Linked DNA regions of Homo sapiens: region 1 is linked to region 2. A link is a loop called in an ENCODE intact Hi-C map of the cell type or tissue named here. Cell type or tissue: endothelial cell of umbilical vein. All regions are shown on one strand. Each heading gives the region's core, and the rest is flanking DNA. Links, peaks and the distances in the headings are about the cores only.

Region 1 (15,985 bases), core at 2,079-10,078, 270 kb after region 2:
AATGACAATGCAACGTGCAAAGAGTTGCAACAGGTATGGACAAAAAGATAAGGGGGCTCAGAAAATGGAGCTGAACACGGTTCATAGATGGGGCAAGTGGGTTTCAACACAGCTAGAAGGAGCACAGGCAGGAGGTAAACCTGTGACTAGCCACTAGTAAAAGCCCCAGGATCCCAGCAGTGGGTTTGCCTGCTGCCGTTCTAAAGACATGCCCGTCTCTTTAGCATGTGACTTTTCTTTCCTTCATGAAAAGAGAATCAGATCTCCCCATCTGGGAAAGGAATTTCAATCAGCTGAATAATCAAACCTACTAAACAAATAAACTTGCAGGCATTCTCCCACAGAACATCCCTCCCCAGGATTTTCCTCATTGAGAATTACCATCACCAAGATAATATACTCTTCTCTGTCTGATGTTTTAAGTTCTATTATTTAGAGAGCTCTAAGATCTTTGTCTCCCTCTCCTGGCCACACAGGCTAGTGGGTTGGAAGGAAACTTAACAAATAGATAAGATTGCCCCAGGGTATATACCAAGCATATTTCCTAAGCAATGTAACAGAGATGTGCTTTTTCCCCTTTAAAATGATATAGTCTGCTGTGAAAGTTAGCTGAGCTGGCTTTAATCCACTCAAGACTTTGCCACTGGCTCTTTTACCCTTTTATTTTCATTTTATTTTTTATTAACTCTTTTTTAAAATAAAAAAGTAGTGATGAGGTCTCACTATGTTGTTAAACTCCTAGGCTCAAGTGATCCCCCTGCTTCAGCCTCCCAAGGTGCTGGGATTACAGGTTTGAGCCACCATGCCAGACTTTTTTTTTTTTTTTTTTTTGAGATGGGGTCTGGCTCTGTGAGTATAGTCTTTTTCTCTTGTAGGAAGCCCAGCCGGTTGTTACCAATCCATAGTACTTTCCCTGACCTCCCCAGGTCTAGGCAGAGACCCTTTTTCTGCCCCTTCTGCAAATGACCATGTTAGTTTTGTTTTTTTCCTTTTTTTTTTTTTTTTTTTTTTTTTTTGAGATGGAGTCTCTTTTGCCCAGGCTGGAGTGCAGTGGCGCGATCTCGGCTTACTGCAAGCTCTGCCTCCCGGGTTTACGCCATTCTCCTGCCTCAGCCTCCTGAGTAGCTGGGTCTACAGGCACCCGCCACGAAGCCCGGCTAATTTTTTGTATTTTTAGTACAGACGGGGTTTCACCATGTTAGCCAGGATGGTCTCGATCTCCTGACCTCGTGATCCGCCCACCTTGGCCTCCCAAAGTGCTGGGATTACAGGCGTGAGCCACCGTGCCCGGCCTTGTTTTCGTTTTTGAATTACCCATGTATTGTGTGCTTATTCATGTGATCCTCAAAACCACTCTATAAACTCCTACCTTCAGGATGTTTAGTGAGATTCAGTAACTGAGTCCCGATGACAGGAGAGCTTGAGCCCCCGGAAGGCAGGGATTGCTTTACTCATCTCTGAATCCCGGGACCCTACACAGCGATGGGTACGTAGCAAATCTTTACTAAAAATCTGTTGAATGAAGGTGTGAATGAATGACAGTTCCTCTGTGGAATTCAACTGGAAACTACCAGAACAGTGATTCTTAATTTATTCTTAAGGGGTGTGGGAATTGGGGGTGGGGGAGGGGCGGTGTTAAAGATCCCTCGAAAAGTAAAATAAAATGATGTGACTTAATTTTTCCCCAAGAAAGTATACCTATGCACGTAGGAAGCTCTACATTCAATTTCAGGGGACTCCTGGGACCCCTAAGGCCCATCCAAGAGTCTCTGCCACAAAAGGTCTTTGAGATGAGGGACTTCAGTGCTGAATTCCACTGGAGTCATTTGGGTTTGTTTCCAGGTGCAGGCATGGCAGCGTTCACCAGCCTTTTAGAGCTAAGCAGCCCCAACTGCCCATTATTTGTTCAACCCTTCTAATGTGAACAAAGGCCCCACTGCTAAGCCGGTCAGGAGGTGCTTTTTGATAAGACTTAATCACAGGGATGAAAGGGCCTATAGGGATTAAATGTCTAAGTGCTCACCCGTGGCCAGGCCAAATAAACAGGATCCAAAAGGGATTTGGCTTTTGAATACGGATGCATGAGATGTGGCCGAGTGGCCCATGCCTGCTCCATGACCACAGGAAAAAAACAAATCACAGTGTGTGAAAGCAGCTTCGTTGAAGGACATTATGCTAAGACATTCCAATTATAAGTGGGTTGATTTCAATTTTTTATTCCCAGAATTACTGTTTAACTGACTGATAGACATCAACCATATTTGGAGGCCAGGCACAGTGGTTCACACCTGTAATCCCAGCACTTCGGGAGGCCGAGGTGGGAGGATCGCTTGAACCCAGGAGTTCGAGATCAGCCTGGACAACATAGCGAGACACCACCTCTACAAAACATAAAAAAATAGCTGGATGTGATGGCACACTCCTATAGTCCCAGCTACTCAGGAGGCTGAGGTGGGAGGATAGCTTGAACCTGGGAGGTCAAGGCTGCAGTAAGCCATGATCACACCACTGCACTCAGCAGTGACAGTGAGACCCTGTCTCAAAAATCAAATCGAAACAAACCATATTTGGTATACATACTTATCCTACCCCTAAGTAGAATATCATAATAGGCATTTACTTTAGTAATGCTAAGACAACTACCATTTATGTTCTCTGGAATTATATGAAATAGCCATTTATATAGGTTAGAAATGGTCAAATATGGGCAATTCATGTGTATCAACCTAGGAGGACCTACATTTCCAGTGAATGCTTCTTGCTGAGTCCTAGCACAGGCTGGGCCCCTGGAGATCATTTAGGCTGGTTTGCTCTCTGATAGGTGGAATAACTATAGCCTAGAGGGCTTAAGTCACCTGTCCAAGATCACAAGCCTCTCAAGTTGGCCACAGTGCCTGGACTAGAACTCACATCACCCAAGCCAGTGTCCAGCACTGACTGTCCTAGCAGAGGTCACACATTCCAATAACTCACTGTTTTCATTGCTGTGACCAGTTGGCTCAACTGGGTACAAGACATAAGATCAAGACCATGATTTGAGCTTACACATGTCATTAGTTGTGCCCTGTCTCCAGGCTACAGAATGATCCCCTAATTCCAGCCATTCCTGTCATGAATGTGTGTTATTCATGACAACAGCAATCAGGACACTATTAGGAAAGTAACACTCATTTGACCCCAAAGTCCAGAGTTTTCTTTTCTTTCTTTTTTTTTTTTTTGAGATGGAGTCTCACTCTGTCGCCCAGGCTGGAGTGCAGTGGCGTGATCTCGGCTCACTGCAAGCTCCACCTCCCGGGTTCATGCCGTTCTCCTGCCTCAGCTTCCTGAGTAGCTGGGACTACAGGCGCCAGCCACCACGCCAGGCTAATTTTTTTTGTATTTTTAGTAGAGATGGGGTTTCACTATGTTGGCCAGGCTGGTCTCGATCTCCTGACCTCAGGTGATCCGCCTGCCTCAGCCTCTCAAAGTGCTGGGATTACAGGCGTGAGCCACCGCGCCCAGCCCCAAAGTTTTCTTTTCTTGAAACATGGTAGATCGCTCACATCACCTGGGCCTATAAAAGGCAGCAAAGTCTTTCATTTTTATATCAAGAAGAGAAAACAATATGATTACCTACGTTTACCATGAATCCTCCATTTTAAAAACTCTCAAAATTTTCATTCTAAGGCAATTAACAAAGAAATGAGTAAGGAAAACACAAGAAGGAAAGAAGGAAGAGTGGATGAGGAGCCAGGCCATGTACCAGGAAAATCATTCCTTTTATCATTTTCTGGAAAAGGCACATAGATAACTTTGTTACTTAATTCCTCAAAAAATAAAGAATGTGTGCTAAGACTTACCTATGCAGTGTGTGGGCAGGATGAAATTCCTTTCCAAAGCCAGGCTGTTCTGAACCTTCTTGCTGGCGTTAGCGAGCTCTCTTCTGGGTTGCACACAAGCCTCAGCCTGCTGGGCACCTTCACCTTACAACCATCTAAGCCCTTGCAACTGCAGTCTGCAATCCTATGCTTTTATGAACCCACATGTTTAATCTAATCGTATGTGGAAAGTTAAATACTAACTGGCAGTTGGAATTCACCTTGGTGCCTGATGGGGTGTGTGCCTCAGGGACTCTGGCTTTGGGCAGAGTGGCACAAGTTCCTGCTCTGGGACCCTTCCTGCCAGCTCCAGCCAGGGCAGGGCCTGGGTACAGTGAACATCTTTCCCCAGAAGAAGTCTTCCTCTTAGGGTAGGCTTGGGGGACAACAGCATTCCCTGCCAGAATACGTGGGAAGGGCTGGGTGGGGTGGCTCACGCCTGTAATCCCAGCACTTTGGGAGGCTGAGGCGGGCAGATCACCTGAGATCAGGAGTTCAAGACCAGCCTTGCCAACATGGTGAAACCCCGTCTCTACTTAAAAATGTAAAAATTAGCCAGGTGTGGTGGCACACACCTGTAGTCCCTGCTACTCTGGAGGCTGAGGCAGGAGAATCACTTGAATCCACAAGGCAGAAGTTACAGTGAGCTGAAATCATACCACGGCACTCCAGGCTGGGTGACAGAGTGAGACTCTGTCTCAATGAAAGAAGAAAGAAGAAGAGGAAGAGGAAGAGGAAGAAGGAAGAAGAAGGAAGAAGAAGGAAGAAGAAGGAAGAAGAAGGAAGAAGAAAGAAGAAGAAAGAAGAAGAAGACGATGTGGGAAGGACAGGGCCCCAGGGAGAGGAGCCAAGAACAGCCATCTCTGGGTGGTTGGTATGGGTTGAGGGGGTCAGTATAATTCCAGGCAAGTGCCGTGTTCTGAAGACGCTAAATAAGCTAGATTCTGGTAAATACTCCTCCACGGGACCACATCCAAATGAGTTTATAACAACATTGTTGTCTTGTAAAAGAGAAACGGGCTGCAAGGGTACTAAGGTACTACATGGAGGAGCTGGAAGTTAAGTCCAACAAAGAGGTTTTGAGGTTTTTGTTTGTTGTTGTTGTTTTGAAACAGAGTCTTACTCTGTCACCCAGGCTGGAGTGCAGTGGCGCAATCATAGCTCACTACAGCTTTGAACTCTTGGGCTTGAGGGATCCTCCTGCCTCAGCCTCCCAAGTAATGGGACTACAAGTGTGTACAAAGCCTGGTTAATTTTTATTTTTATTTTTGTAGAAATAGGGTCTTGCTGTGTTGCCCAGGCTGGTCTCAAACTCTTGGCCGCAAAGGATCCTCCAGCCTCAGTCTCCTAAGGCGGTGGGATTACAGGTGTGAGCCATGGTGCCTGGCCCCCAGCAAAGTATTTAAAGACCTAGCAAGAGCTAAACATACTCTATTTACCAAAAGATCCTTTTCTATCATGGTGGGGACCCTTGGAATTGGGAGAACTGAGTCTTTATATTGGCTATCATTTAGGAGTGCTTACCATGTGCTTTTATCGTATTAACCTCAGGTAATCATTGCCACAACCTGATGTGGAAGGTACTGTGAACTTAGCCAAGGGAATCAGGGCACAAGAGGTCTGATGACATGGAGGTGGAGCCATTTGGATTTGAATCCAATTTAAATGGCAGCCACGGAAGTTACACTCACTCACTCAAAATCACTTCAAGGTCATGTGGGTGGTCATTACTCTGTAACTTGTCTCATGGTTTTGTAAAAGGAAGGTTCACTTTGTTTTAAAATTGGAGTTTCACATTAAATGGTGCTCTGAACCATGTGGCTTGAAGCACACTGGGTGGCAAGAGGAAGATAGCTAAGATTTAACATGATCTACAAATTATTGCAGAGTTAACGTTATTAGGTGTATTTTAAAGAAATACGAGGATCTCTGTAACTCCGCAAAAGCTTCTCATTAACACCATTTGTCCTCATGGGTTGTCTTCACTGAACAAGATAGGCAAACTCAGCCAGGAGGAACACTTTGGTGGTGTAACTGTGTTCACCATGCCTCTGCAGAAATGGAAGCAAAACGTTCAAGTAAGAATTCCGCTAGGAGACGGTGCCACCTGCTGGTGGGAACAGGGAACTGAGGCCAATCTTCTAACTCAGCCCTTGCGGTTTAACTTCACTCTTGAATTCTGGCGCCGAGGAGAGGGGAATCAAAGCAGCGTGTTGTGCTTTGGTAATTAAAGGCAGAACTGGACGGCGATGTGTCATGGAGGCTGGCAAACCAGGTGAGCAAATTACTTACTGTCCCTGGTCTTTGGATTCTTCGTCTGTAAGATAGAGATAAGAGTTCCTGCTCATTTGGCTTGTTATAAAAGTTAAATGTGATCACAGATATATACAGCACTTAGCACAGAACCTGGCACGAGGTAGGATAGTAAAATCTATAAATTGAAATGCAGCAAAATTCATTTCTTGTTTTAATAAAAGCAAATGTAGAATGTTTTACCCATTCAATGAAAAACTAGGTGGGAAAAAACACTTTAAGAAAAAACTTTTAAACAGAAATCACCAGCCGGACATGGTGGCTCACGCCTGTAATCCCAGAACTTTGGGAGGCCGAGGCGGGTGGATCACCTGAACTCAGCAGTTCGGGACCAGCCTGGCCAAAATGGTGAAACCCAGTCTCTACTAAAAATACAAAAATTAGCCAGGCGTGGTGGCACACGTCCGTAATCCCAGCTACTTGGGAGGCTGAGGCAGGAGAATCGCTTGAACCGGGGAGGCGAAGGTTGCATTGAGCCGAGATGGTGCCACTGCACTCCAGCCTGGCCGACAGAGCGAGACTCTGTCTTAAACAAACAAACAAAACCCAGAAATCACCAAATAAGGTGGTAGAAAGATATCTGCTGTGGCATAAATGTTTGTGTCCCCCCAAAATTCATATAGTGAAATTCTAACTCCCCATGTGATATTACTAAAAGGTAGGGCTTTTGGGAGGTGGTTAGGCCAAGAGGATGGAGACCCCGTGAATGCGATTAATGCCCTTTTAAAAGAGGCTACAGGGAGGTTGCCTTCCCCTTTCCACCATGTGAGGTCGCAGCTAGAAGGCACGGTCTATGAATCAAAGAGGGAGACCTCACCAGACACCGCATCTGCCAGTGCCTTGGTCTTGGACCTGCCAGCCTCCAAACTATGAGCAATAACTTTTTGTTATTTATAAGTCATCCAGTTTATAATTTTTACTATAACTGCCCCAATGACTAAGATAATATCTGAATATATCTATAATCACAATATCCTTTAAAATAAGTACCTATTAAAAGAAGTATTATTAAACTGAATAACAAAATAAAATCTAGCTATATGCTTCTTAAAAGATAAACATCTAGGCTGGGGCTGGTGGCTCACACCTGTAATCCCAGCACTTCGGGAGGGCGAGACGGGCGGATCACTTGAACCCAAGAGTTCGAGACCACCCTGGCCAACATGGCGAAACCTCATCTCTACTAAAAATATAAAAATCAGCCAGGCATGGTGGCATATGCCTGTAATCCCAGCTACTTGGGAGGCTGAGGCATAAGAATCACTTGAACCTGGGAGGCAGAGGTTGCAGTGAGCCAAGATCACGCTGCTACACTCCAGCCTGGGTGAAACAGCAAGACTCTGTCTCAAAAAATAAAATACAAAATAAAGATGCACATCTAAAATAAAAACAAATAAAAAGTTGAAAATAAGGTGATGAAAAAACATATCAAGCTAAGGCTAAAATGCAGACATCTAAGAAAAACTGAAATTTCAGGTGATCCATAGGATATTAAATGTCACTACAATTTGATAAAAGAAACAACCTGCGAAGAAGATAGTAAAATCATGGGCTTGTATATGGACTCAAAATATTCAAAGTGAAACAGGCAGATTTACAAGAAATTGAGGCATGCACAATGGTAGGAATTAGGTTTCAGAAACTGATAGATTTTTTTAAAAAGTAAACATATAGAATTGAGTAATAGAATTAATTACCTTTATAAAATAGATGGAGAGAACCCACACCTAACCAACAAATGATGTGCATTCTTTATAAGTGTCCATAAAACGGTTTTAAAAACTCACCATGTGCTGGGTCACAAAAGAAGTCCAACCAAATTTTTAAATATCAGCTTTATGTAGACTGGGTTCCATTACTACAATGCAGTTGAATTATAAATCAGCAAAAATATAGTCTGTACACCTTGATATATCTGAAAACCAAAAAATAAGTATATCATCACGTAACATATGGATAAAGAGGAAAACACATAAATAATAAGATATTAAATTACAAAGGAACTGCCATATATTTGAAAACTTCTGGGATGCAGACAATGTGAACCTTAGAGGCAAATTTATACAGTAAATGAATTCACTAAAAGGAAAAGAGGCTGGGCATGGTGGCTTATACCTGTAATCCCACTGCTTTGGGAGGCTGAGGCAGGAGGATCACTTGAGGCCAGGAGTTTGAGAACAGCTTGGGTGACATAGTGAGACACTGAGACTCTATCTCTATAAAAAAGAAATTGTTTAAAATTATCTGGGAATGGTGGTGCATAGCTGTAGCCCTAGCTACTCAGGAGGCTGAGGTGGGAAGAGGCTTGAGCCCAGGAGTTCTAGGTTAGACTGAGCTATTATGGTGCCACTGCACTCCAGTCTGGGTGATAGAGTGAAACCCTGTCTCTAAAAAATAAAAATAAATAAAAGGAAAATAATAGGAACTCATTAAACTCAAAAAGCAAAAGAACCAAAAAATAAACTAAAAATGTAGAATAAATGAAACTTTAGAACAAAAACAGAAAGGAACAAAAGAGAAAACAAATAAAAATAGAATCAACTAAATAAAAAGTCACTCTGGAAATACAATTTGAAGTTTTGGATGAAATATATAATTTGCCAGAAAAATATAAATTTCCAGAGTCAGCCCAAGAATAAATAGAATCTCCGCAGAAATCTATTTTTTAAATGTATCAATTTAGTGGATGGATTTACCAGCAGCATAGGCAAAGCTGAAGAGAGGATTAGTGAATTAGAAATCTAGTCAGCAGAAAATATCTACAGTGAAGCACAGAACAAAATAATAGGATACACCCAAGAAAGTATGAGAGATACAGGAAAAAGGACTAACAGAAGTACAGTTGGAGTCCCAGAAAGAGAGGAGAAAGTGGCTGAAGCTGAAGCAATATTTGAAGAAATAGTGAATGAGATTTTTTCCAAAACTGCTTTTTAAAAAAATCAAGCCATGAGTTCAAGAACTAAAAAGCTCAAAGAGAATTATTTCAAAGAAAGTCACACCTTTGCATAAAATGCTTAAAATCAAAAGCAATGAGAAAATCTTAAAAGCAGATGGAGGAAACAAAGACTGAAACACATGGATCATAAAAGGAAAATATTGATATATTGGGCCTCATCATTATTAAAGTCTTTTACTCCTTGAAGAACATAATTAAGAAAATAAAAAGGCAAGTAATATACTGAAAAAAATAACCACCATGAATTTGTATCTAGAATATACAACAGATTTGCATCTAGAATACATAAAGAACTCATCATTTGAAAAAAAATTGACTCAATAATAATGGACAGTAGGTTTATGCAGACACTACCAAAAAATATATACAATAAGCACATAAATGCTCAACGTCATTGGAAATATAACTTGTAATTACAATGAGATACCACTACGCACTCACCAGAATGACTACTTTTTTTTTTTTTTTGAGATGGAATCTCTCACTGTCCCCCAGACTGAAGTGCAGTGGTGAGATCTCGGCTCACTGCAACCTCCCTGTCCAGGGTTCAAGTGATTCTCCTGCCTCAACAAGAGTAGCTGGAATTACAGTGCACACCACCATACCCAGCTAATTTTTGTATTTTTAGTAGAGACGGGGTTTTGCCATGTTGGCCAGGCTCATCTCAAACTCCTGACCTCAGGGTGATCTGCCCACCTCAGCCTTCCAAAGTGCTGGGATTACAGGCATGAGCCGCCATACCTGGCCAGAATGGCTACATTTAAAAAGACTGACAACACCAAGTGTTGGTGAGGATGTGGGCTAAGTGGATTTTCATACATTGCCTTAGGAATGTAAAATGATACAGCCACTTGTAAACAGTTTGGTAACTAGATCAAAAGTTCCCAACAATGCCCCTTCTAGGTATTTACCTAGAGAAATTTTCAAAATATGCCACACAAAAACTCATGAATGTTTATAGCAGCTTTATTCAAAATAGCTAAAAACTGGAAATAAGCCAAATATCCCTCAACAGATAAGTGGGTAAACAAATTGTGTTTTATTCACACAATGAAATATTGCTCAACAATAAAAAAGAACAAATAAATGATACATGCACCAACAGGGATGAATCCCACAAAGATTATATGAGCAAAAGAAGTCAGACACAAAGAAGTTGTACTGTTTGATTCCATTTCTAGAAATTCCAGAAAGACAAAAGCCATCCCTCGTGACAGAAAGCAGATTAGTAGTTTTCTATGACCAGATGAGGGGAAGATTGACTGCAAAGGATTAAGAGACAATTTTGGAGGGTGATAGAATTGTTCTATATCTTGGTTGTTGTAGGTGGTTACCTGAGTAAAACTCATTGAACCATGCACTTAAAATGGGTGTGTATAATTTTATGTAAACTATACCACAATAAAGTTGATTTCTTTAAAATCCATGTATTTGTAGGGGACTTGCAAATGTGTATCTCCAGTCCAGTCCTCTTCTCTGAATTTCAGAATCAAATGTCAAGATGCTCACTTGACATTTTCACTCAGATGTCTAATAGGCATCTCAACCTCAGATGTCCAAACATAACTCAATTCTCCTACCAAACCTACTCCTATCCTATCACAGTAAAGTGACTCCACTTTCTTTCTAGTTGTGTAAGCCAAAAAACCAAAGAATTAACTTAGATTTCTTTTTTTTTTTTTTTTTTTTGGTCACCCTGCCACACCCCCAATTCACTAGCAAATACTGTTGACTCTGCATCCTGTTAAAGAAAAGACTCTGCACAGGTTGAACGTGGGTGTATGAGTTTGTGCTGGGTGACATCGAACCCACCAGACCCTTAATACCCCATCTCAACTTCTTTGAAAACTGTGCCTGGGTTTTTGTGCCATAAACTAGTACAATGGCCAATTGCAAAGAAGAGTCACAATCCGTCTCACCAGCCAAACAGACAGCTGTTATCAGAAGCTTGCCTTTTTCATTGTCATTTCTCACTGTTGCCTTAAACCTAGTTCTTTCCATTTTTGCACGAAAAGCCTCTTAGAACTTGTCTCTCTTCCCCTAGCCCCGAAGGTAATAAATTGAAATATGTTTCTTACTGCTCTGTTGGTTTTTTTGTTTTGATTTGACGCTCCAGGCTGGGCACAGTGGCTCCCACCTGTAGTCCCAGCACTTTGGGAGGCTGAGGAGGGTGGATCACCTGAGGTCAGGAGCTCGAGACCAGCCTGGCCAACATGGTGAAACCCCGTTTCTACCAAAAATACAAAAATTAGCCAGGTGTGGTGGCAGGTGCCTGTAATCCCAGCTACTTGGGTGGCTGAGGCAGGAGAATCGCTTGAACCCGGGAGGCAGAGATTGCCGTGAACCGGGATCATGCCGCTGCATTCCAGCCTGGGCCACAGAGCAAGACACCATCTCTAAATAATAATAATTATTATTATAGTAATAATTTGACTCTCCAAACACGTCCCCGCACAGCTACTTCTCAGCTCACACCTGGACTGCTGGCCGCTCACGCCTCTGGCTTTGCACTCTGTCCCTATTCACATATTTCTAAGAGGGACCAGTGGGATCTTTTGGAAACACAAACCACAGCCCGCAATTCCCCTGCTTGAAACTCTCCATTGGGTTCCTTTCACCCTGAAAATAAAACCCGGAATGCTTAGTGCAGCTGGCCAGGCCATGGAAAAACTGGCCGCTGGTCCTTTCTGCGAGCTCATCTTCTCACATAGTCTGATCCTGCTTCTCTGCTTTTTGTTTTGTTTTTGTCTTTGAATCTGTATTAGCTTCCCATTGCTGTTATAACAAATGACCACAAACTTAGTGACTTAAACAACACAAATTTATAATATTATCTTAAAGTTCTGGGGGTCAGAAGTCCAAAGTGGATTTCACTGGGTTAACATCAAGATGGCAGCAGAGCCAGTTTCTTTTGGATGCTCTGGGGGTTGAGGAGGGAGTGTGAATCCATTTCTTTACCTTTTGCAGCTTCCAGAGGCCACCCACATTCTTTGGCTCTTGGCCCTCTCCCTGGCATCCTGGCATCCCTCCAGCCTCTGCTTTTCTTTCTTTTTCTTTCTTTCTCTTTCTTTTTTCTTTCTTTTTCTCTTTCTTTCTTTCTTTCCTTCTTTCTTTCCTTCCTTCCTTCTTTCTTTCTTTCTTTCCTTCTTTCTCTTTCTTCTTTTTTTTTTTCAGAGTCTCATTCTGTCACCCAGGCTGGAGCGCAGCGGCACGATCTTGACTCACGGCAACCTCCGCCTCCTGGGTCCAAGTGATCCTCCTGCCTCAGCCTCCCTAGTAGCTGGAACTACAGATGCCTGCCACCATGCCAGGCTAATTTTTGTATATTTTTAGTAGAGATGGGGTTTCACTATGTTGGCCAGGCTGGTCTCAAATTCGTGACCTCAAATGATCTGTCCGCCTCAACCTCCCAAAGTGCTGGGATTACAGGCATGAGCCACCGCACCCGGCCCAGCCTCTGCTTTTGTGATCACATCTTCTCCCACTCCCTGAGCCCCCTGCCTGCTTCTTATAAGGAGCCTTGTGATTGCATTTGTCCCATCTGGATAATCCAAGATCATCTTCCCATCTCAAGATCCTTAACTTAATAATCACACCTGCAAAGTCCATTTTACCAGGTAAGGTAACATATTCACAGCTTCCAGAGATTAGGACAGGGACCTCTTCATGGTGCAATTATACGGACTGCCTCAGCATCTTTGCATACGCTGCTCTCTCTGCCTCTAATGCTTTTCCCCCAATCTTGGCACAGCTTCTTCCTTCTTCACATTTCCCTGATAGCACTTTGTATTATCTGAATTGTGTGGGGATGCCATGTACTGTTGCCCAGGCAAGGCAGGGCTTAACCCGGGGGCAGCTGTCACTTAGTCTACAGTGTGAATGGTGCCTGTGCATAGTCTCACAGCTGTGCGTGGCTTCTTTGAATTATGAAGTTTTCCTGTTTTATTGATTGTTTTTTTCTTTCCTGTCTCTAACAGAACTTGAGCTCCATGACAACAGGGACCTTACCTGTATTGCCCATTCTGTGTCTGGCTGGAAAAAAGCTCTCACTGTATCCCAAAAGAATGGTGATAATTCTAGATTCTGGCTGTGATGAAATCAACCACCTCATCTATTTACAAGGTACTAAGATTATCATTCCGATGAAAAAGACTCTGGAAAAGAAAGTTTTCACCTTTTCAAAACCATTAACAATACATGACGTTTCTAATTGAGCTCACAGAGTAGGAAGCTTTCCTTGATGCTATTAATGTGAGCACAATGGTTTTGTGAAAAGCTGGAAATGGGGGCATTGAGAATCTCTGGTAATTTCATTTAGCTATGCACTGAGCTTCTACTTTCTCTGTGCCTGGTTCAGAATATTAGAAGAGATGGCAATGATTCTGGAGTGGATTACACCATTTGACTGAGGAACTACTGGAATTTTCTTCTTCTCTAAGATACACACAAGCATGACGACTTCCAATGAACAGGCCTCACCAAGAACTCTCCAAACATGTAGGGTTTCTTTAGTTTATCAATGAAACAAGCAACTTGGTAGGATGCTTCTGAAATGCCGCTGCTGTGATAGAGCAAACCAAGTTTTGATAAAGTTGATTCTCTTCTGATGGAGCCTTCCCCCAAGGTGCTTTCCCAGCCTTGCTGGCTTCATGCTTCTGGGATTGAGAAGCTTGTCACCATCATCAACAGGCCTAGTTTGCAACGGAAAGCCAGAGAACGTCTCAGCTTCCTTGTGTTCTGTTTGCCCTGACATTACTGAACTTTAGCAAGACCCAAAGTTAACAAAGACCCCTGTCACAGGCCGAATGGCAGGGTATGTTCTTTGATTTCTGTTAGTGGAAAATGAATGTAACACAGAGATCACATGGGCTGTGAGGCCCCCCTGTAGCCTCCAGCACCCTTTCTTCCTGGAGCATGAATCTGGACGGAAATGGTGCCGTATTAGGTTTGTTTTACAAAGATGATTTTCAAAGAGGAAGAGGATCAAAAGAAACAGAAAAGAACCCCCAGCGTGCAGGCCACAGGTGTGTGGGGGTTAAAACTGGATGGGAAGGAGAGGGGGAAGTCCTGGAACTCAAGGAGGCACAACCGTGGGGGCTTCATTTTCCCCAGGAACTATAAAAGGCCAATGGGCTCTTGTAGGAAAAAAGCAGATCAGCACAGATGGGAGCAGAGAAAGGGCTCTCACAGCAAATTTTGCCGGCTTTCCAGTTTTTCCATAGATCAGACCACTTTTTGGCCTTTGCTTAGAACCATCAAGCTTCCTCCTTAGGCATCCAGCACAGCTCTTTCCATATATGTGGCGGTTTTTTGTTTTGTTTTAATAAAGAAAAATGTTTATAAGCATTGTACACATTGCATACTGGAAATCTGCCAAGAGAGTAGGTTTTAGGTGCTCTTACCACACATACCCCCCCCCAAAACACACACGAACATGGACATGTTAATGGTTGGTGTAATATGTTAACGGTATGTTAATTTGCTTGTCTGTGGTAATCACTCCACATATGTACGTCAGAACATCTTGTTGCATATCTTAAATACAGACAATAAAAAAAGAAAATCTTGGCTGGGCGTGGTGGCTTTTGCCTGTAATCCCAGCATTTTGGGAGGCCAAGGAGGGAGGATCACATGCCAGGAGTTCGAGACCAGACTGGGTTAACATAGTGAGATCCCATCTCTACAAAAAAAAATTTTAAAAAGAAAATCTTTGAAAAGTTAAAAGAGAAATATTGAAGAACAGTGAAAACAGGTGTTATAGAAATCATTTTAGTTCTATATAAAAACTTTTATTTGTTTGTAAATAAAAATATTTGATATTTACATTCCATCGTTATTAAATGTTGTATCTTTTTCTGACAGATATGTATGTATTAGTTCATTTTTACACTGCTATAAAGACATACCTGAGACTGGGTAGTTTATAAAGAAAACAGGCTAAACCTCTTAAACTTTGGCTCATGGTTCTGCAGGCTATACAGGAAGCATGATGCTGGCATCTGCTCAGCTTCTGGGGAGGCCTCAGGAAACTTACAATCATGACAGAGGGCAAAGGGGGAGCCAGCACTTCTCATGACCAGAGCAAAAGGAAGAGAGCTGGGGGCGATGCCACACTTTTAAAGAACCAGATCTCACGAGAGCTCACTTACTATCACGAGAACAGCTCCAAGGGGATGGTGGTGCTAAACCATTCATGAGAAATCTACCCCCATGATCCTCTCACCTCCCACCAGGCCCCACCTCCAACACTGGGGAATTACAATTCGACATGACATTTGCTGGGGACACAGATCCAAACCATAAAGACATATTTTTTGACAACATCTCCTTATTCTCACAGCCTTTCGTTTGGGCAGATTTTGAAGTGGGTTTTCCCTGGAACTTTTGTTTCTGATTCAGAGACAGAAGCCCAGGATGGAGAGTGCTCAGGGCAGGAAAAGCGCCCCCAGCTTCTCCCTGGGAACACCCCCCACCACCATGGAGTCCCACCTCCGCTTTCCCGATGCTCTCAGGTTTGGACTCAATGGGGACGGAAGCCAAAGCCAAGCACCTGCTCCCTTAAGAAATCTTTTCAAAGGATTCCATGTCCTTGAAAATTTAGAACAAACCCATGGTTCCTTGCCTTGTCTTAAAGGAAACTCATCTCCAGGCCTCTCTGGGATTCCAAAGTGGGGTGGCTTTCAGAATTTGCTTCCAATTAGCAACCTCACGGAGATAGCACAGCTTGACTGAGTATTCAGAAAGGGCATGGCCCAGGAGAGCCTGCTGTCTACATCTGGAGAACCCCTGCCAACCACAGTCTCGTTTATTGTCTTTCAAACCTCATTAGGCAGGGTGTTTACCATAGGGTCCTTTTTGC
Region 2 (15,985 bases), core at 5,104-13,103:
CTTCAGAATCCATCCTCTGTGGACTTGAACCTACCAGGGGATCATGGTGAATTCTTCCAAGGTCTGGGGAGGGGTTGGTGCTCTAGGCCTCTGGTAATTTCCAAACGGTGTCTCTCTGAAGGAGGGCTGCCAGCCAGCAGGTTCCAACAGGGTCACACCATCCCCATCCACCAGCTCCTGGGATTTGCAAAAACACAAAAACAACTTTGCATTAACAGTCCATCTGAAACCCAGAGAAAGTGCGACCAGGCCTTTCACCAAGATGTGAAGCCTCTGCCTGGCCCAGAGGGATACATGTGTACTCCAGGCTATATTCTGAACCTTCATGCCTGTGACCGGGCCATGCCTCACATGTCGTTCCTACTAAACTGACTTGATCATGTCGAGCCCCTGTGGTAATCCATTCTCCCTTTTGGTTTTGAAACAGGGTCTCTCGTTGTTGCCCAGGCTGGAATGCAAAGGCACGACCACAGCTCACTCTAACCTCAAACTCCTGGGCTCAAGGGATCCTCCCATGTCAGCCTCCCAAGCAGCTGAGACCACAAGTGCGCACCACCACACCCAGCTAATTTTTTTGTTTTTTAAACCAGGTACTGTGAGTGCTCACCTGATTCTGGGCTCTAACAAAGGTGTTTTTTTATGTGTGTGGAGATAGTTGTTAAATTGGTGCCTTGCTGGGTGGATGATGGGTGGAGCCTTCTATTCTGCCATCTTGCTCCACCTCTCTCCTCCTTTTTATTTTTTTAAATAAAAAGGGGGTTTCACTATGTTGCCCAGGCTAGTCGCAAACTCCTGGGCTGAAGTGATCCTCTGGCCTCCCAAAGGGCTGGAATTACAGGCGTGAGTCACTGAACCCAGCCCATCTACTCTCTTAGTGTTCCCATCCCCACACTGTTCTGTCTTCCCTTTACCAGTTTATCCTGTTCTCAACTTTGGTCCAGATACAATGCCATTTTTGTGGACCAACCTTCCTCATCTTCACTGAGGTCATACCTGGGTTCAAACACCAGCTGAGACATCACAACCTCTATGACCTTGAGTAGCCATTCATTTTTTCAGGTATGCATCTGTATGATGGGCTTGATAGTTCCATCTGTTTCAGGCAAGGTTCCCTTGCAGTCACAGGAACCACTCTAACTATTTTAAGCAGAAATGGATTTCATATAGGAGTAGTGTGCTCACAAAACCTTCACATGGGTCAAAGAAGCAGGCTAGAGAAGAGGCCTGCAGGAAAGACTCATAAAACAATACTGCAGGACTAACCCACCAGGGAAGCCACCTCTTTTAACTCAAGCACAAAACTCTAGAATCAGGAAGTGGCACAGCCCCAGGACCTCTGAATCAACCTTTGCTTCCAGTGATGTAACACCTCAACTGTGATGGAGATCAGGGGCTACCATGACAATGTTTACCCCCATGGCCCCTCCACACCGACTAGATCTGCACCAACAAAAATATATATGACCCTTACTGCCACTCCCTTCGCACTTAATTCAGTTCCAAAGTCAGCTCTCTCATGGCTGCACCTAATCAGCAGCTTCCAAATCATATGTGGAGCCCTGTTTGCAAGGCAGGCTGGGAAATAGTTTCTGTCTCTTCAGCTCTGTAGAGAGGAAAAAGCAGAAGAAGGTTGCAGTGAATGGATGAGGTCTCACTCACCTCAGAGGGGTGTTGTGAAGAGTGCAGCAAGACTCTGACATCCTCATCAGTTTATTCATTCATTTACTCGGCAAATGTTTATTGCCAATTATTGCACCGGGAGTTCAATGATGAATGCCGCACAGTCCGTGCCCTCAGGGAGCTTACAGTCTATGCTATGGGCTGAGTTGTGTCCCCTTTCTCAAATTCATATGCTGAAGCCCTAACCTCCAATGTGACTATATTTAGAGCTATGGTTTTAGGAGGTAAAGCTAAACAGGGTTATGGGGTGAGATCCTAAATTGATAGGATTGGTGACCATATTAGAAGAGAAGCAGACACCAGGGCCCTCTTTCTCTGCACACACACACAATGGAACTGCACTGGAGGATACCTCAAGAAGGCAGCTGTCTGCAAGCCAGGAAGAGTCTTCACCAGGAATGGAGCCACGCTAGTCCCATGATCTCAGAATTCCAGTCTCCAGAGCTGTGGGAAAATACATTTCTGTTGTTGAAGCCACCAGTCGGTGGTACTTTGTTATGGCAGCCTAAGCAGATTAAGACAGTCCCGGAGGGTTCAAGCCAGAAAGCAGGCAAGTCCAGCACAGGCTGGTAAATGCTAGTGGAGGACAAGCACCAAGAGCTCTGAGAGCACAGAAGAGGGGCACCATTATAAGCCTTAAGGGGCCAAACGAGACATTTGGGAATCTAAGGGTAATGCCAAGGTTCAGAGCGAGGAGAGATCCTGGCATGATTCCAAACACAAGCAAGTCAATAGAGCTAGAAATGCCCTATTTCTAGGGTGTTTGAGGAGTTTGCAAAGGAAGGGGTGAGTGATCAGGCTAGAGCAGATCCTTCTAGGATGGAATCATTGGAAGGACTCAAAGGTATGCCACAGGTGCACTCATCTACAGCTTTAATAAAGGTGAGGGATAGAGCACGTCAGGAAAAGAGAATGGAGGCAACCTAAGAGAGGCTAGAAAACTTAGGCACAAACCCTCGCTGTCCTTTCTCATTTGCACAGCGTGAACTCGGTCTTCAGAATGACCCACCAAATGTGTGCACATTACCTTGATCGAAAGGGAGCTTTTGCAACTCTGCAGAGGGATCTTTTAGAGGCAGATGAGGCTGTGTAACTGGTTAAAGCAGATGTTACTATCAATCTATACACCCTGAAACAGTGTAGACAAGCCAGCCCCCAGTGCTGCTGGCAGAGTTGCAAACTTTAAATGCCACCTTGTAAATCATCTCATCTTTGTCTACTGCAAGAGTCAGTACCAGACAGGGTGAACAACCATTCTAGTTTGCCCGGACTGAGGGGAGTGTTTCAAGAAGACAGGATTTTCAGTTCAAAAACCGGGAAATATTAGTTTGGTACAAAAGTAATAGCAGTTTTTACCATTAAAGGTGAAAACTTTAATGTTTTTAAATATTAAAAGGTTTTTGCTGACCGGGCACAGTGGCTCATGCCTGTAATCCCAGCACTTTGAGAGGCCAAGGCGGGTGGATCACTTGAGGTCAGGAGTTCGAGACCAGCCTGGCCAACATGGTGAAACCCCATCTCTACTAAAAATACAAAAAATTAGCCAAGCATGGTAGTGCATGCCTGGAATCCCAGCTACTCGGGAGGCTGAGACAGGAGAATCACTTGAATGTGAGAGGTGGAGGTTGCAGTCCAGCCTGGGTGACAGGGCAAAATTTTGTCAAAAAAGAAAAAAAAAAAAAAAAAGTTTTTTGCCATTACCTTTAATGGTAAGAACCACAATGACTTTTGCACCAACTACAAGGGAAATAGCCTTATCTTACACAAGATAAATGCATGTTCAGATCTCATGGGCACTGTGAGCTGCATGCAGAGATGCTGTGGGTGCCCCACAGAATCCCTGAATCCCCTCTGCTCTCACAAGCCTTGGAGGTCCTGCTGCAGGTACGTTGGATTCCCCTGAAGGCTGTTTCAGCTTCCCTGGGGGACAGGCTGGAAGTGCTGCATACTTAATGACACCAGCAACAGACCTCAATGGGAGTGGGAGGACAGACACACACCCCTGCCTCCTTACCCTTTGGGTGGGCAACTCTGAGGGTGTTCCACACTCCCCCACAAGAGGGCTCCACCATGTTGTGCCACCATGGAACAATGGCGGTCCATGGCTCCTTGCTGCGTCCTGTCTTACTTCCCTGTTCCCCTGCCTGTGTTTCCCAGGATGGCATCATTTGCACCCAAACCCTTAACTTCAGGGCTATTCTGAGGGAACCCCAGCAAATACCTGCTGCTAAGGATGTTTGACTCTATATGGATTTAGAGAAGGAGGACAAGTAGGGCAGTGGCATCATCATATTTGTATTTTTATTAAGAATAGAAACAAAAATTCCTGCCTTCACGAAGCCTACATTTGAGGAAGGAGGCTGTGGTGGGCAGAATAATGGCCCCCTATGATATTATGAGATACTGGTTTTTGTCCGTGGTTTCTGGCTCGTAACTCCCATAGCTCTTGTTAGAGTGAAGAGAATCTCTCTGACCTTCTCCTGATCTCCTTTCACCTGTCTTAATTGTGGGTCTTGAAACTCTTATTCCAGAGAGGGTCCTGCCCCATAACCTGGATGAAGGAATACTGCATGGAGACGCCAAGAAGAGCCTGAGGACTTGCTGGGCTTAGATCACACTCTTTTTGTCCAATCACCTTCCGTCCTTCCTTCCTTCCTTTCTTGAGTCTCGCTCTTTGGCCAGGCTGGAGTGCAGTGGCACTATCTCAACTCACTGCAACCTCCGCCTCCTGGGTCTAACTGATTCTCCTGCCTCAGCCTCCCAAGTAGCTGGGACTACAGGTTCATGCCACCATGCCCAGCTAATCTTTGTATTTTTAGTAGAGATGGGGTTTCACCATGTTGGCCAGGATGGTCTCGATCTCTTGACTTTGTGATCCGTCCACCTCGGCATCCCAAAGTGCTGGGATTATAGGCATGAGCCGCTGCGCCCGGCCTCCAGTCACATTTATATGTGGTTGTCCATGCTTTGGTCATTCCTATCCAATGAAGTCTCCATAAAAGGCCCAAAGGACAGGGTCCAGTGGCTTCCAGAGAGCTGAGCACATGGAGGTGGACAGGAAAGTGAACAGAAACTCATCCAGGTGCTGGGAGAGTGTTGGGCCCCCACTCCATGGGGACAGAAGCTCCTGTGTTCAGGACCCTTCCAGACCTCATGCTGTGAATCTCCTCCTCTGGCTGTTTCTCTGTATCTTTTAATATATCCCTTGTAATAAACCAGTGAACATAGGTGTTTCCCTGTGTTTCGTGAGCCTCTCTAGCATATTAATCAAAACCGAAGGGGGTGTTGGAAATCTCAACTGGAAACCAGTTGGTCAGAAGTTCCTGAGACCCGGACTTGGGGCAGGTGGGAGGAGGGGCCACTCTTGTGGGACTGAGCCCTGGGCCCGTGGTTTCTGAGGCTGTCCCTGGGTAGATAGTGTCAGAATTAAATTGAATTGGAGGACACCCAGCTGGTGTCCGCTGCAGAACGCAGAATTGATTGCTTGCTGGTGTGTGGGAAGTAATCCCTATAATACCCACACATTTGGTCACGGAAGTCTTTTTTTTTGAGGGGGGACAAAGTCTCGCTTTGTCGCCCAGGCTGGAACACAGTGGTGTGATCTCGCTGCAACCTCTGCCTCCTAGGTTCAAGGGATTCTTGTGCCTCAGCCTCCCAAGTAGCTGAGATTACAGGGGCCCACCACCACGTCTGGCTAATTTTTGTATTTTTAGTAAAGACGGGGTTTCACCATGTTAGCCAGGCTGGTCTTCAACTCCTGACCTCGAGTGATCTGCCCACTTCAGCCTCCCAAAATGCTGGAATTACAGGCGTGAGCCACCATGCCGAGCTGGCCACAGAAGTCTTCTGTGTTTATTGTTGTTGTGATGCGAGGGCTAAGGAAAAATGCTTTGAGGTTTTTCTTCACATCCCCGTGAAAGATGCCCATGCCCTAATTTCCTGGAATCTGTGAATGTTACATGGTAAAGAGGAATGAAGGTTGCAGATGAAATGAAGGCTGCCGATCACCTGACTTTCAAATAAAGAGATGATCCTGGATTGTCTATGAAGGGCCAATGTAGTCTTAAGTGTCCTTAAAAGATGACAAAAGAAGGCAGAAGAGTTTTCAGGGTCAGAGAAAGAGATGAAGTGGGCCGGGCACGGTGGCTCACGCCTGTAATCCCAGCACTTTGGGAGGCTGAGGTGGGCAGATCACCTGAGGTCAGGAGTTTGAGACCAGCCTGGCCAACACGGTAAAATCCCATCTCTACTGAAAATACAAAAATTAGCCAGGCATGGCGGAGGGCACCTGTAATCCCAGCTACTCGGGGGGCTGAGGCATGAGAATCTCTTGAAGCCGGGAGGCGGAAGTTGCAGTGAGCCGAGATCGTGCCACTGCACTCCACCCTGGGCAACAGAGCGAGACTCTGTCTCCAAAAACAAAAACAAAAAAAGATGAAGTGATGAAAGCAGACGTCGAGATGATGGGATGGCTGGCTTTGAAGATAGAGGAGAGCCTCAAGCCAAAGGGTGCAGGCAGCTTCCAGAAGCTGGAAAAGGAAAAAGAAATTGATTCTGCCTCTGAAACAGAACACAGCCTTGCCAACACCTTCATTTTAGTGAAACCCAGTGAGACCCAGTGGGAACTTCGAATTCTAGAATCGTAAAAAAATAAATAAATAAAAATCGTGCATTGTTTCAAGCCACTACGTTTATGATTTGTTATGGCAGCAATAGTTAACAAATACAGGCACAAAAATGGAATATTTTACAATATTATAATTACAAATCTACTATGTGAAATGATGATAAATGTTATGGAGAAAAATGGATCAGCAAAGTGGGACAGCACTGTGGGAGGAGGAAGGAGATGCAACAGGTGACACAGCTCATGGCTCCAAGTCTTGCCATCAGCGTGCAGATGACCTACGTGGCAGGGGAGCATCACATTTGGGGATTTCCTCGGTTCCTTCTTCCTTTGACTTCTCTGTCACAGCTCTCCCCTTGATCCCACAACTCAACACCTAGGGCATCTCTGGGACTGTCATTTTGGAGCTGGTGCTACACATCCACATTACTATCCCTCAAAGCAGTTGGTTCCATTTGTGGCACGGAGCTCTCTGGTGAAATTGCCCAGATATAAAGTTTCAACAGCCTCAGAATTTCATAAGGCATTTTCATTTTCTTATTTCACTGTCAACGAGAGGTCTTTTAGGCATTTGCTTACAGTCCACAACTTTAATCGACACAACCCAGTTTCAGTTGGACACCGATTATTGATTCCCTTCAAGATCAGGCTATGATGAACCTTTCTCAGGGTGGGAGCCCCCAGAAGCAGCATAACCACTGTCCACTTGTTAAAATGCAGAGAACCTGCTCATATTCCAGTGGAGAGAGCAAGTTCAGATTTGTTACGAGCATTGAGGAGCTGCTTGGATGGAACTTCAGTCCCCATCCTCCTGAGCAGAGGCATTCAATATTTATGAGCAAATGACATCACCTGCTGTTTTCTGTTTCATAGGAGTCCATTCGGATTATCAACAATATATTAGGGTAGCTGTCAACAGGCACGCAGGCTTCCAAGCTGGCCCCTTATTGGCGCAGAAAGAGCTCAACAGACATTCCCCTTAGCTTGAAAGACCTCACATTCATAGATACACCAAAGGGACAGAAATGCCGACACTGAACTGCTGTGTTCTCCTGATGTGACATAACATGCCAGTCAAATGTGAAGATGGAGACAGAGGTTGGAGGGATGCAGCCACAAACCAAGGAACACCAGGAGCCACCAAAGCTGGAAAAGGCAGGGAGGGCTCCTCCCTTTGAGCTTTCATACTCAGGGAGTATGACCCCACTAACACCTGGGCTTCAGACTCCGTCCTCCAGAACCATGAAAGGGTCAGTTTCCATTCTTCCAAGCCACCCAGTTGTGGTACTCTATTAGCGCAGCTTTGGGAAAGTGATCACAGGGCAGTCTAGGTGTGCACAGCTCAGCAGTGACAAAGGGGCAGCGGAGGCTGATGCTGCCTGGATTCCCTTCATCATAGGAATTCTCCTCTGCTGAGGCAAAGTAACTTAGAACCAGCCACTCACTAACCAGCTAAAGTACTTCACCAGAGGCTGGTGAGTCTGCTGTGTTGCCCTTAGCACCCCCGCCCCCCTCGGACCTGAAGCAAAGGCAGGCCATGGCTAACTTTCCATCACCTCCCTGCTTCTTGCCCAGTGGGTCTTCCCACCCTGGGTGGAGATGTCCCTTTGAACACACCCTCTTAGCCAGGAGCCCTCCCTAGCTCCAGAGTTGCCCTCCAAAGTCTTCCTCCCACACACTTTTCATGATCAAAGGGATACATCTTTCTGCACTCAGGAAGGAGGGCTTGAAAGCTGCCCTTATTTCCAGATGATAGGGACAGTCTTTTGGATATAATATTTATCCCCAATGCCTACAGGGGCACCTGGCCCAGAACAGGCACCCCCTAGGCACTCATTGCATGAGGGTACCCTACATTTTTTGGCCTATTGCCTACTGTGGGAATTCACATCCAGTACGTGTGGGCAGTACTGTGGGGCAGGGGCGTTTTTAAGCAAGCAGGTCCTGCAGTGCCTTTTTTGTCTCTTGTCTATGTAGCAGCCTCTGAACTCTCCAGATCTGATGATTCTCCCTAGGTTGATCGGCCTGATGGAAAATGTTAAGTTCCTAACCACTTGGGCAGCCATTTACCTCTCTCTCCTTCCTCTATTTCTTCTTTCTCCCAGCTTTTATAAAGGGTTGTGAGCATGTCCCCAAAGTTATTGGAAAATGAATTCTGCAAAGCCTTAGGCCACGTTTTTGAAAGTCTGTCTTCTACCACTAGGTGGTAGTGTTTCCACAGCTTCCTCTCCCTCATCTTGCCATTTGCTTGGAGTGGCCCCAAAAGACAAATGCATTTTATTCTCTGCACATTTAAGGGGAGAAAAACCCTCACAATTCGCTACTCTAAAATTGAAATCATTCTTTTAACACATGTCCTCTATATTACCTTGAAGAGGTGCGATTTGCAAACTAGTTTGTTCTGGCAGGTTTATTTTCCCACTTTAAATCAGGTGGTTTGTGGGCATATTACTCGACAATTTTTTGAAAAAGTGATAGATTGTTTTTAAAGAAGTTTTAGGTCTTCAAAACATTGAATGGAAAATATATTGATTTTCCAGGTGCCCCTTTCCTCTGCCACACAGTTTCCCTATTGTCAACATTTTGCGTTACTAAGGAACATTTGTTATAATTGATAAGCCAATAAAGATACATTATTATTGACTCGAGTCCGTAGATCACATTAGGGTTCACACTTAGTACTGTACATTCTATGAGTTTTGGCAAATGTGTAATGACATGTGTCCACCATTTTAGTATTGTACAGAATAGTTTTGTTGACCTAAAAATTCACTATTCACCTCTTCCTCCCTCCCCCTAACTCCTGGATCAATGGTTATTGATCTTGTTACTGTCTCCATTATTTTGCCTTTTCCATCATGTCATGCAGTTGACATTATACACTGTATAGCCTTTTCATCTTGGCTTATTTCACTTAGCAGCATATATTTAAGATTCCTTCTTGCCTTTCCCTAGCCGGACAGCTCATTTCTTTCTATCATTAAAAAATATTTCATGGTATGGTACAACACCATTTGTTTATCAATAGGTGAATACCTATTGAAGGACATCTTGGTTGCTTCTACATTTTAGTAATTATGAACAAAACTGCTATAAACATTTTTTGTGCAGACATAAGTTTCAACTCATTTGGGTAAATACCAAGGGATGCAATTGCTGGATCATATGGTAAGACTATGTTTACTGGGAAAGTTTTATCAAGGAAGTTGGCTAAAGGAAAAGAATGCCTTGAACATTTTCATCAAAACATCATCTGCAACATTGGGGATCCAGCTGTTTTCTAAGGAAACTTGATTGTTCCTGACATAAAAGTGAGGTGGCCACAGGGATCCTGCAAAGGGCCCTTCCATTGTAATAAGGGAGGCCACGGTATCAGCAAAGAAATGGATCTGCCTCCAACTTGCTGCATAAAGAGTCTATGTTTAGAGCAGAAAATAACCTACAACTTCAACTGTCTTCTGGCCACAGCTAATAAAAAACAGGTGCATGGTGGTAGCAGAAGGAAAAACATTTATGTTTATAAAATAAAATGGCAGTGGTGCTTCCACATTGTAGGAGGGGGTGATATGGTTTGGCTCTGGGTCCCCACCCAGATCTCATCTTGAATTGTAATAATCCCCACATGTCATAAAAGGGACCCGGTGGGAGACAGTTGAATCATGGGGGTGGTTTCCCTCATACTGTTCTTGTGATAATGAATAAGTCTCATGAGATCTGATGGTTTTATAAAGGGGAGTTCCCTCGCACATGCTTTCTCTTGCTTGCCACCATGTAAGATGTGACTTTGCTCCTCCTTTGCCTTCCATCATACAATATATTTGCCTTCCATACATACAGTGTATACCTAGATACACACACTACACATATACAAGCATGCATGCTGCAGATATGCACACATGCACATGTGCACATAATACACACATAAACACATATATATACACACATATACATGTGTATATACAGCATACAGAATCAGGCAAAATCCCAGATGGCTCTTCCAATGAATGGAACAAACGTCTGCCAGAAGCTATGACATTCTTCGTCAATGCTGCATCCCAAGTGAAGCCCTCTTGCCTGCCACCATGTAAGATGTGACTTTGCTCCTCCTTTGCTTTCCACCATGATTGTGAGGCCTCCCCAGCCATGTGGAACTGTGAGTCCATTAAACCTCTTCCCTTTATAAATTACCCTGTCTCAGATATGCCCTCATTGGCATTTTGGGGGTCCACAGGCTGACAGCTGACTCACTGTCTCCCTCACTACAGCCAGACAGGCGCTTTACTCCATCCTTCCTTGCTTAGAGCTGCCACTCACCTTGGGGAAACAATCTTATTCAATAGCAAAGGAAATGCATGTTAGCTACCTAGTGTCCTTAGATAAATAAAGGCTCCACAGACATGCAAGGAGAATGCAAGCTAAATGAGACAGACCAGACAAATAAACTAGTAAGACTGTTTTGGAGGCTGCAGAGAATAACTCCGGGGACCAAAAAATATTTTAATCAAATTAAAACTCCAGAGAGATATAAGATAATAAAGCAATACTTTAAAAAGCAGGAAATTTATGAAAAGGGAACAGAAAGCGAGGAAGCTCTTAAAGATTAAATATATACTTGCTCAACTTATCAATAGTGACAGGAAACAGATTGGGGTACAGTGGGAGTGGAGGTGGGGATGGGAGGAATTACATAGAAGCAGGAAGATACTTGCAGGAGGAAGGATATGCTCACTCTCTCGAAACATCACATTGTACAGTTTTAATATGTTTAGTGTATGTCAGTTGTACCTCAGTAAGGTGGTTTCAAAAATATACTTGCAGGCCAGGTAATCCCGCAAGCCTATAATCCTAGCACATTGGGAGGCCAAGGCGAGCAGATCACTTGAGGACAGGAGTTTAAGCCTGGGCAACACGGCTAAACCCTGTGTCTAGTAAAAAAATCCAAAAATGGCTGGGCGCAGTCGCTCATGCCTGTAATCCTAGCACTTTGGGAGGCCGAGGTGGGCAGATACGAGGTTGGGAGATCAAGACCAACCTGGGTAATGTGGTGCAATCCCATCTCTACAAAAAATACACAAATTAGCTGGGTGTGGTGGCACGTGCCTGTAATCCCAGCTACTTGGGAGGCCGAGGCAGGAGAATCACTTGAACCAGGGAGTCAGAGGTTGCATTGAGCCGAGATCGTGCCACAGCACTGCAGCCTGGCGACAGAGTGAGACTCTGTCTCAAAAAAAAAGAAAAGAAAAGAAAAGAAAATCCAAAAAGTAGCCAAGCGTGGTGGCTCAAACTTGTATGTAGTCCCAGCTACTAGAGAGGCTGAGGCATGAGAACTGCTTGAACCCGGGAGGTGAAGGTTGCAGAGAGCCAAGACTGCACCACTGCACTCCAGCCTGGGTGATAGAGTGAGACTCTGTCTCAAAACAAACAAACAAACAAACAAACAAAAAAACAAAAAAAAAGCTTGCTCCACAAAAAGCTATACAAGCATTGGAAAAATCAATGTGAATTTGAGGAAAGTGATTAGAATGTAAAACAAAGAGACCAACTTTTAGGGTCTCTTTAGTGCTCCCTAAGGTGGAGGACAGATGGACATCTCAATGGCAACCTCCATACTCATGGAAGGTTGTCTGAAATGTATACAGTCCAACCATTATTGTAGAGTAAATTTATTCCTGAATTAAGCCAGATGGAGGATGGCACTGTCAGCTACCTCAGAACTGCTTTCATGTAACAAATGGGACTTGGGTTAATGTTCCCTGAGCTGGCATTTATGGAAACTCTGAGAAGCAGCCTTATAAAACCTGCTCTTCTGTTTATTTGAGGGCTGTTGGCAATCATCCATTTATTCCTTCATTCATCCATTCATTCCTTCAGCAGTCAGCTGTCAAGTGCTTGAGGTTGGGGGTGCACATATAATTATAAGAAGGTGGCTGGGCATGGTGGCTCATGCCTGCAATCCCAGCATTTTGGGAGGCTGAGGCAGAAGGATTGCTAGAGATCAGAAGTTCGAGGCTGCAGTGAGCCAAGATTGCACCACTGTACTCCAGCCTGGGAAAGAGAGAGAGGCCCCATCTCTTTTAAAAAAAAAATTATAAGAAGATGCCTCTTCTCAAATGACACACACATTTGATACCACAAGTATCAAATGTCTACTGTGTGCCTGGCATCATGCTGTGTACAAGGAAACCAGCACAGTTCCTGTCCTCAGGAGGCTCACAGTTTAGTGGAGAAGAAAGAGAAGAGTTCTAATGAAGTATGATTGCTGCATGTCATAAAAGTAATTAAGAGGGCATCATATGATGGACTGCATCTTATAGGGGACCGCAGCCTTCATCTGTTAGAGAATTGAATGATCTGTGTTTGTATACCTAGTCCTGGGAAAAGTTCCTGGTAATCAGATCAACCACGGGATGAAGAAGGCTCCAAAGTCATCAGCTCTGCCTTCAAGCAAAGATTCAGTCTCGAAGCAGCTTAGGTGATCCACGTAAGAAATGATGCAGAGAAAGAAATGGTTCTGAGCTGAGAGACCAGGAGTGGGACTCTAGGAGAGGGGGTAAACTCAGCTGATGCGGCACGATGATTCAGCAGGGAAAGTGGACAGGACTTGGCGACTGGCTGTGTGGAGTGGGCGAGCAGGTCAGTTGGTGGGGGAGTCGGGGATAAGACAAAGGGAGCAGTTTTCAGGGCTCCTGGGTTTCTTCCCCGGTTACTGAGCAGCTTGTGGGTAGAAATCAGGACAGAGCAGAGTGAGTAGACTGGATGGGAAAGATGGCTTTCATTTTGACCTGTTGTGTTTGATGTGTTCTTGGGAAATTAGCCTGTGTTTCTGACCTAGGTAAAGCCCCTCAGCCTGAAGTCGCAGTCCAGGGGTTAGAGCGAGACAGTCTGGGAGGAAGCAGCTCTCTTTGGTGGAGTTTTGCCCACCATTCCCCGCTCATCCACCCTATAGGTCAAGGTCTCCATGGTGGAAGGTGATGACCTCCACTCACTGGGATGAGTGAAAAATATTAGCGCTTCTGTTTATATTAGGTTTTTCTTTTTTCTAAAAAAGAAAATTATTCCTCTGCTGCTTTATTATGTGGGTTGACCCTGGTGCTTGCTCTTGCTGCAGAAGCCAGACAGGCATCAGAGGGGTGCACTAGGCCCCCTGATGGGCACCTGGGGTGCCAGGTGGTGTGGGCTGACATGGCTCCACACACCTTCTCTGCTTCCAGAATTGTGCTGTTATTGCAGATCCCAAATTTTCATTAAGAGAATGTGTGGTTTATATTATCTAGTCTTTAACTGAGCCAGTCCTCACACAAACAGGCAAGTGTCTGGCAAGGATGCCTGCTAAGAAATGGTATGAAGCTATTTCTTTTTTTTTTTTTTTTCAGGATTCTTTTTACTTATTTATTTATTTATTATTATCATTATTATACGCTGTGCACGTGTACCCTAGAACTTAAGGTATGAAGCTATTTCTAAGGACATAAGCAGAGATGAATGGCAAGAAAGGAACAGAGCTGGTACATCTCCCCTCTGCGCATGAGCAACTGCCAGCCAGGTTACAAGGTTCGAGCCATGGTGATGATTTAACATAAATAAATAAACCAGCTTGACCTGGCCCTTCAAGCACAAGATGCCAGTTAACAATGTGTGAGAAAGTAATCACTGTCTGCCAGAAACTTGTGCTACAGTAAGAATATCTTGAAAACAGGAGTTTGGAAAGGTTTCCATCATTAAGTGATTTTATTGCCAAAAAACGATGTGTGACATCTATAAAAGTTCTCATATCTTGCACTTTAAACTAGGAAACACAATTTTATCAGCTGTCTAAAAGCTTCCAAGGGGTTCTGTGAGTTTTAAAACCCATTTGTGAAACATAAAAACGAACAACTTCCAATTAATATGAAAAAACAACTCATTGATGTCAAGGAGCATGGAAATTTACTCGGTGATAATAATAATCCCTTCTAAATTTGGTGGATGGGATTGAAAAATGGATATTGTGATTTAGTAAGCACAGCACTCCATGCTGCTCATGGTTCTCCACGATTTCCCAAAAGGATGAGGCATGTTTAATAACATTACACTGACTAAGACATTGTTAATAAGTCATTGAGAATAACAGGAGATTTTTAAGAAAACAAAATATTTTTGATTCTGAATAAATAAGATATATTTTTCATCGTTTCTCAGCCTTTTGGTTAAGTTCAAGTATAAAATACATTTTTCATTAATTCATTTAATAAATATTTATTGAAGTCCCCCTCTAGGCCCAGGACATTCTAGGCGGGGCAGAGTGGTAGTGAAAATAAACAGCTTCCCTTCATCAAGATTCCACTCTAGATGAAATGAGGATGACAGCTCAAGACATATTTATATTTGTGTTTATTTCTCTATTCTTATACTTTAAAAATTCCTATTTCTCTTTATGTTTTATAACGTGCATTACATATATTTTGGATAGAGTGGAGGAGACAGATAAGTCATAAATACTTGTGTTTTTATTGCACATCATATAATATACACAATTTAATAATACATTGTAACATATCTTATCTGCCTATATTGCTATATTCATGTATGATGTATGAACATATATTCATATACCATCTAGTACATATTAGATACTATAGATTATAATTATGTTGCAGCATGTGTCATATTATACATAAGACATATAAATATATTTGCTTATATCTACTAACATATGTATATATCGTAATTGCATGTAAACATTAATATATATACATATATTTGCATGTTGTATACATATTTGATACTCATATGACATTGATACTCATATGACATTGGTGTGCATATATAATCCTCCTATATTTTTCTAGTCCATTTGTTCTCCCACATTCCTAGAAGATCACTTCACATTTTCTTCTCTTGCCTTCAACACTCAATGCCACCTTCCTCATCCTCACACTCAGACTCCTCTTTTACTGAGAAGATGGAGATGAACACAAGTGGCTTTCACCAGCCCTGCCCCAATATTTCATCGTCCCATGCACTGATGCCCAGGGTATCCGTGGTACATGCTGCTTTCCTTCAGTGTCGATGGACAGATTTGCTTTGCCACCTGGGACCCGCCTCTCTGTTCATGTACCAGGTGCTCTCTCTTTCCCATAGAGATGGCTGCAGAAATTCTCTCCCCCTCCCAGCCCCGGTCATCAAGCTTTCCTCTCTCCTGGATCATCCCAACCTGCAGACAGGCCTGGGGTGGCTTCTCCCATCTTCAACCAAACGAAACCCTCCCCTCACTCCCACTTCCTCTTCCATGTACTATTTCACTTCTCAGTTCTCCTCACAGCACAACTTCTTGAGAGAGTTGCTTACACTCATTATCTTCCATTTTTCTGCTCCCAATTGGGCTTTTACTTCTAAATAATTCTCCAAAATTTATCTTGCCAAGGTCAAAAAGGACTGCCAAACTTGGAAATCCAAACTCAGTTCCCTGTCCCCACAAAGCTGACCTCTCAGCAGCGCTAGTCACAGAGGGCTCTTCCCAAGCTGACTTTCAGCAGCGCTGGTTCCCTCCTCTGGGAAGCCCTTTCTGTTGTTGGCTTCCAGAATACCCCACCTGCCTGGTGGCTCTTGAGCCTCTCTGACCCCCCTTCTCAGGCACCACTGCTGGCTGGTGTCTGAGTGTCACTGTGCCCCTGGTCCAGACCCCAGACTCTCTTGTCA

Evidence for each region. Hi-C counts contacts between places; a loop is a spot of excess contacts. Peaks named below come from ENCODE experiments on the same cell type or tissue, not always from the same donor. Only the 100,000 strongest peaks of a DNase experiment are listed, where the experiment ranks them.
Region 1: a loop joins it to region 2, with 19 times the contacts of the local background. A loop is called at or near these places in 19 of 110 quality-filtered maps.

The regions. Positions count from the first base shown.
Region 1 is chr21:34,352,006-34,367,990 of GRCh38, reverse strand. KCNE2 (potassium voltage-gated channel subfamily E regulatory subunit 2) reads right to left here and starts at 3,985. Exons shown (of 2, transcript NM_172201.2): 1 at 3,840-3,985. LOC105372791 (a long non-coding RNA gene) reads left to right here. Exons shown (of 3, transcript NR_188571.1): 3 at 13,104-14,985. In endothelial cell of umbilical vein, for the core only: a CTCF peak has its summit at 5,971 (motif pointing left); a DNase peak (open chromatin) is centred at 5,960; H3K27me3 peaks cover 824 bases.
Region 2 is chr21:34,623,266-34,639,250 of GRCh38, reverse strand. No RefSeq gene overlaps it. Among named protein-coding and RNA genes, the nearest start is that of RCAN1, 16 kb to the right of the region's middle. In endothelial cell of umbilical vein, for the core only: a CTCF peak has its summit at 8,510 (motif pointing right); a DNase peak (open chromatin) is centred at 8,510; H3K27me3 peaks cover 1,205 bases.